2 separate regions of the Mus musculus genome follow, and region 2 is linked to region 1. The links are chromatin contacts, found by Hi-C or POLR2A ChIA-PET in ENCODE. All regions are on one chromosome and are shown on one strand. Each heading gives the region's core, a stretch centred on a gene start or an enhancer-like site at or near the end of the contact. The rest is flanking DNA. Distances are from core to core; before and after follow the strand shown. Region 1 holds the start of Banp (BTG3 associated nuclear protein). Region 2 overlaps Slc7a5 (solute carrier family 7 (cationic amino acid transporter, y+ system), member 5).

Region 1 (2,798 bases), core at 187-2,686:
TTACTCTGTTTTTCCGTGCGGTCAGGCATTCATGTTCAGAACTCTCACAACTACAGTTTTAAAATCTGGGCCCAATTGAGGGGCGGTGGGAGGAGATAGTACAACTCTCTAAGAGTTTCTGGCCAAGTTCCTCGTAGTTCCTCTGGGCTTAGCTTTCTTTCTTTTTATTTTAAAGATTTATTTATTTATTTCATGTATGTGGGTACACTGTCACTGTCTTCAGACACACCAGAAGAGGGCATTGGGTTCCCATTACAGATGGTTGTGAGCCATCATGTAGTTCCTGGGGTTTGAACTCAGGACCTCTGGAAGAGCAGTCAGTGCTTTTTTTTTTTTTTTTTTTTTTTTCCCCAAATGAGACAGGGCTTCTCTGTATAACTCTGGCTGTCCTGGAACTCACTCTGTAGATTGGGCTGGCTCGAACTCAGAAATCTGGCTGCCTTTACCTTCCAAGTGCTGGGATTAAAGGTGTGCGCCACCACTGCCCAGCAGGTCTCATTTTAACAGCACAGTTCTAGGTTGAAATCTTCAAGACAATCCTGAGGTAAAGTGGCACAGGATCAAACCCCAGACAGAGCACAGTGGTTTAGAAGGGCTGTCCCAAGGTTGCCCAGCTGGTAGCTGCACTGAGTCATGGCTTTATTATCGGCACAGGGGAACGGGCAGGAAACAGGTTTTTGTTTTGTTTAGTTTTCTAAGTGAAAATAACTCCTGTAATCCCGGTTTGTAGGATTGCTCACTGCGAACATGCAGAAGGGGACAGCCTGGAAAGGAACACTGACGACAGACCAGGTGCAGAGAACCATTAGTGGCATTTCTGGCAACAAATGCACATCGATGCTGCATAGCTCCTATTGCATGATACGTAAGCATGTCACATATAATCTCTATCACAGTGACAGTGTCCCCACGACCAGCTTGTCCATAAGGAAGTCAGGCAACTTTCCAGACAATGCCACTGAACGAGCCCGGAACGTCTGAGACCGATGCCAGGTAGAGTAGGTAGGACGGGTTTGGGAGCGTACAGCCCATTTGAGCCGCTGACACTACAAGTCCCAGCAGCCCTCAGGGCAGGGAAGGCATGGGGCAGCCAGAATCCGGATGGACTACAAATCCCAGCAGGCAAATCATGGCCGCAGAGACTACCAGTCCCAGGACGCATCGTGCCACACACAGCGCACACTGGGATTTGTAGTCGTCAGGGCAGCGTTAGTGTGTTCACACCCATCAAAGAGGACGTACATTCCTCAGATTGAACACTGGAGGATTTACTGCTTTAGCAAGTAACATGGACGTGAGATGGGGAAGTAAGGGCCCAGCGAGTCAACTCTCGGAGCAGGGGAGGACAACTGCGCATGCTCGTTGGAGTCCGTCGGCGAAAGCGCGCGCCAGAGGCGCCCAGAGCAGGCCCCGCCCCCTTCCCGACCGGCCCCGCCCTTGAGCCGGGAGCCCAGGGAGCCTGCGCTGAGGGCGGGGCGCAGGCCGTGGGGAGGCGCTCGCGGCGCCTGCGCAGAGCGGCTGCTTCTCTCGCGAGGACGGACGCCATTATCGCAGCTCCCCGACAAACACCACGAGAATTCCGCAGCCCACACGGTAATTGCAGCTCCCGCAGCCGGTCGCGCCTCCACTCCCCCTTCCCGCGGGGCGAGAGCGAGAGCGAGAGCGAGATCTCCGGCCGCCCCCGCCCCGCCCCGCCGCCAACCGTCGCCAACGGCCACGGGGCCGCACGCCGGGCTGGGCGGGGGCCGGCGGGCCGCGGGATGTCCGCGCGTCGCCTCCGCGCCTCCACCCGCCGGGGCTGCGGGACCCGGGAAGCGAGCGAGCGAGCGGGCGAGCGGCCGAGGCCCGGCGGCCGTGCTCGCGTGCGTTCGGCTCCGGGGCCTCGGCGCCTCCCGGGCCCGCGCCCGGCGCTCCTGTCACGGGCTCGGCGCGCGGGCGCTGTGGCCCTGGCTCGGCCGCCCAAGTCTCTCAGGACTGAGCCTCGCGCGCTGCGCCCGGGCCCCGCGCGCCGCCCCGCCGCCTAGGTGGCCCCATCTCCCGGCCGTTGTTGGCGCTATGCCCCGGTAACCGGGTGACTTCGCCCTGGTTGGCGCGTCCGCCCGCCTCTGCTCTGCTCTCTGTTGACATCGGGGCCGAGACTGGTGCTCGCTTCCCCACCTAGCGTCACGTCCCCGTCCCGCACAGCCTGGCTCTTTTTTTTCCTTGTTACTTGTGGTGGCCTTTGTTTCTCTGCTCCTGGTGACATTGTAACTTCTCGGAGATAGTGTGGAACCTCCGGCTTCCCTCTACCTCCTCTCTGCCTTTCTTCTAATCTGGGTTGGGGACGCTTTAGGCGGGTGCAGGTAGGTCCCGAGGTCTTTCTTTCGCTGCACGCCTGGTCAGCTCAGGACGCAGTGTTTCAGTCAGCTTTCTTCTTGAGTCCCCAGGGAGCCTCTGCCAAGGACTTCCTTTCTGGTAACTGTTTCCTCCCTGGACCGGCCTAAGGTCTTCTTGGCATTGGAACAGGTCTGCCCTTCGCAGGTATGCTCGGTAGGCGTGTCCTCGAGCGCTGGGAGATTGTCCCAAGAGCCTTTCTTAAAGTCGTTAGAGAGTTTGTCGCCCTCCCCCCCACCCCCGCCCCATTTGGGCACACTACTTGAGTTTCTTTATCTTTCTATTCCTTTTTGATTTTCATTCCAGGAAAGAACTTCAGTTTATCTTTCACCCCAGTGGCGCAGGACTTTTAATTCCAAGCACTTAGGAGACAGAGGCAGGTGGATCTTTGCCAGTTTGAGGCAACCTCGTTTACATAGTGTTTA
Region 2 (2,700 bases), core at 132-2,631, 52 kb before region 1:
CTAATCCTGGGACAGCAAGCGCTAGGGTCAAGCACAGCACTGTGAACAGTAAGGTGACCTCTCCTCAAAGACAACCTTTCCCAGGCTTGGTGAAAGCAGGGAGGCACCTTGTCTGTGTGAATCTGATAAGCCGAGAGGGGAACAATGGGGCAAGGTGGGCACCAGCTGCAGGTGGAAACCGAGGGGAACAGGTGCTCTCATGTGCGGCTGCAGGTGGAAACCGAGGGGAACAGGTGCTCTCACGTGCGGCTGCAGGTGGGAACCGAGGGGAACAGGTGCTCTCACAAGCGGTTGCAGGTGGGCTCAGGGCATGACAAAACAGCAACATGTCCCACTGCACTGCCATTTGATCAGCATATATTAAACATGAACCACAGGTAATATTTTGTAGACAACTGAGCAACTGAACCACACAGTGTGAAGGCAGGGCCTCAGGGACCCAGGGTACCAGGGGGGCTGCAGGAAGCAATTACCAGTGCTGCCTGGTCCCCTAAAGGAACCCTGAGACCTTGACAAGTGTATGCAGTTGTCTGTGGAGTGAGGAACTGGGTTTTAACACTGTACTCTGTGTAAACATAAATGAAAACACTGTAAAACCAGTGAGCACACCTACCTCGCCACCTTGGTAGCAGCTGGGTCCCCATACTAGAGCCCCCAGCTTCCTCAGCTCTAGCCCCAAGAGAGCTAGAGAGCCTCCACTATGGGGGAGGGGAGTTCCTGGCTTGCCTTGGTCAAACATTAACCAGTACAGCCTGAGTGGCCCCAGTTTACCAGAATCCCGACTTCTCCAGGATGTAGAGGGAGCAGCTCCCACAAAGGCTGTGCCGACTCAGGCCTCGCAGATGCCAGGCAGCCAGACTAATTATATGTCATGATGCAGTTTGGTGAACAGACCACAAAGACAGGAATCTGCATTAATTATCTGGCCATGGCAAACTTCAGGTGGAAGGGAAGCAGGAAGACTCCCTGGTGCTGGTGATGGAGGCTACAGCAGTTGCTTTACCTCCAGGAAGCCAGAACACTCATTTGCACTGAGTCACCTCCCTCTTTATAGCTCCGGCTGATGTAACACCGGCTGTGACTAGACTAGAGAAAGCTCCCTTGCCTGTGTAGCTGCTACTGCAGTTGCTGCCGCTGTACCGCAGTGACTTGCTTGAAAACTCCCATGTCTCCCAGAGTAAAGGAGTAAGAGGAGACTGTGGGATGAACACAGGCCCCCACCCCCTGAGAGGCTTCCCCCATCGCCCTTGTCCCTTCCCCCACAGGTCACCAATCTGACAGCTTTCCTTAGACAGTCCCACATTTCCTTATAGGTACTGACAAAGAAACTTGCAGAGCAGCCGAGCCTCCCTTGATCCCGCCTCCCCACACACCCTTCTGGTGTGCAAGAGGCTGGCAGATTGCATCACTAGCCAGATCCCATTTGGCTGGGGTGAGCCAGCAGGAGGGGTGTGGCTAAGCCCAAAGCCTACAGCCTCAGCCTTGACAGCTGTGGTCTCTAAGGGAAAGTATGACACTGCTCTGGGCTCCAGGAACTGTGCCTCTGCTGAGTCGCCCTGTAGGAGGTGCCCCTCTAAACCTCTCAGAAGGGAGCAGTGTATTGAACCACTATCCTCACTGTCCCAGTGGGCCCCTCTGCTACTCTAATACCCTGCCCTGTCTGGGCCAAGCCAGCTTCTCTCCTGCCAAAACCAGGTCTGATCCCAGACTGCAGGCCAAGTGGACAGAGAAGGGCCAGCACGGGCCTCGGCAACTGGGGTTGAACTTCTTCCTAGCTGACGACTTCTCCTCTGACATCAGAAGAAGACAGAACAAAAGAGACTCTATACTTTCAAGTCTCTTATAAAAGCCAGAGCAGGTGGTAAACCGGTAATGCGCACTGACTCGGGAACAAGCGGACAAGGGATTATTATGCCCCGCAGCCCCGCTTTCAAAACCAAACAATCTGAAATAAATGAATGAATTCATCTGGGTCCAGGGGCTTCTGGCCTTCTCGAGACACTGTCATGAGAGGCGGTCAGAAGACCGACCGGAAGGAACCTCAGTTCCCTACCCAGACAATCCACCACCTCGTCACTGTCTCCCCACCAAAGACAAAGCCAGCAGGACTGTGCCGTGACAAGGGGATAGCCTGGCCTTAGCGTAGGAGGCGAAAGGCTGGTCCTTTTGGGGGTTCCCCACGTGACACCAATAGATAAATGTGGCTGTGCTGGCTAACAGCTGGACCTGTGAGATAAAAAGCCCAGAGCCTCATCCTGGGTGCAGATAGCTATGCAGGTCAGGCCCTTGGCCCACGGGCCTAATAGTGATGTTCTTCACAAGGTTAGTTCTCATCCCTAGCCACCTGCATGGGGACACTCAGGCTCCACGGCTCACACTTCAGAGTGCTGGAGAGACCCTTTACTGTCTGGCTGGGTCAGCAAAACAGTGCTCGGGCCATGGGAGAAGTCCTAGGCTCACCCTGATACCACCTGACCCATGGCTGAGCAGGCACCAGAATCTCTTCCCTAAAGGGCCAAATGTGACGGCCGGAGCTGCTGCCTCAGTACAATGGGCAGGAGGTAGAAACTCATGGGGCTGGTGCTGCCCACACTCTCCCACCAAGTCTCCCAGGCCTCCTGGGGCAGGGTAGAGCAAGTGGCTGGTGGCTTCACTGGTTCCAGGAAGCATGACTGGTCCCCCAGGGTGCATCTATCCTTG

What was found. Hi-C counts contacts between places; a loop is a spot of excess contacts on that map. ChIA-PET counts read pairs that join two places held with the same protein, here RNA polymerase II (POLR2A).
Region 2: a map of T-helper 17 cell shows a loop between it and region 1 (2.1-fold over the local background). The contact joins the enhancer-like site here to the promoter of Banp in region 1. A Hi-C loop is called at or near these places in 1 of 37 maps with a recorded cell type or tissue (T-helper 17 cell). POLR2A ChIA-PET finds 5 or more read pairs at or near these places in 4 of 5 experiments (Patski and embryonic stem cell).

Annotation. Positions count from the first base shown.
Region 1 is chr8:121,949,056-121,951,853 of GRCm38, forward strand. Banp (BTG3 associated nuclear protein) reads left to right here and starts at 1,437. Exons shown (of 14, transcript NM_016812.4): 1 at 1,437-1,593. Gm27011 (predicted gene, 27011) reads right to left here and starts at 1,590. Exons shown (of 1, transcript NR_169031.1): 1 at 623-1,590.
Region 2 is chr8:121,897,195-121,899,894 of GRCm38, forward strand. All of the region lies in intron 1 of Slc7a5 (solute carrier family 7 (cationic amino acid transporter, y+ system), member 5), which reads right to left. Among named protein-coding and RNA genes, the nearest start is that of Slc7a5, 9.1 kb to the right of the region's middle. Within about 2 kb of position 1,382, at least 1 of the 3 ENCODE cell types and tissues checked has a DNase peak (open chromatin) inside an H3K27ac peak, as active enhancers do.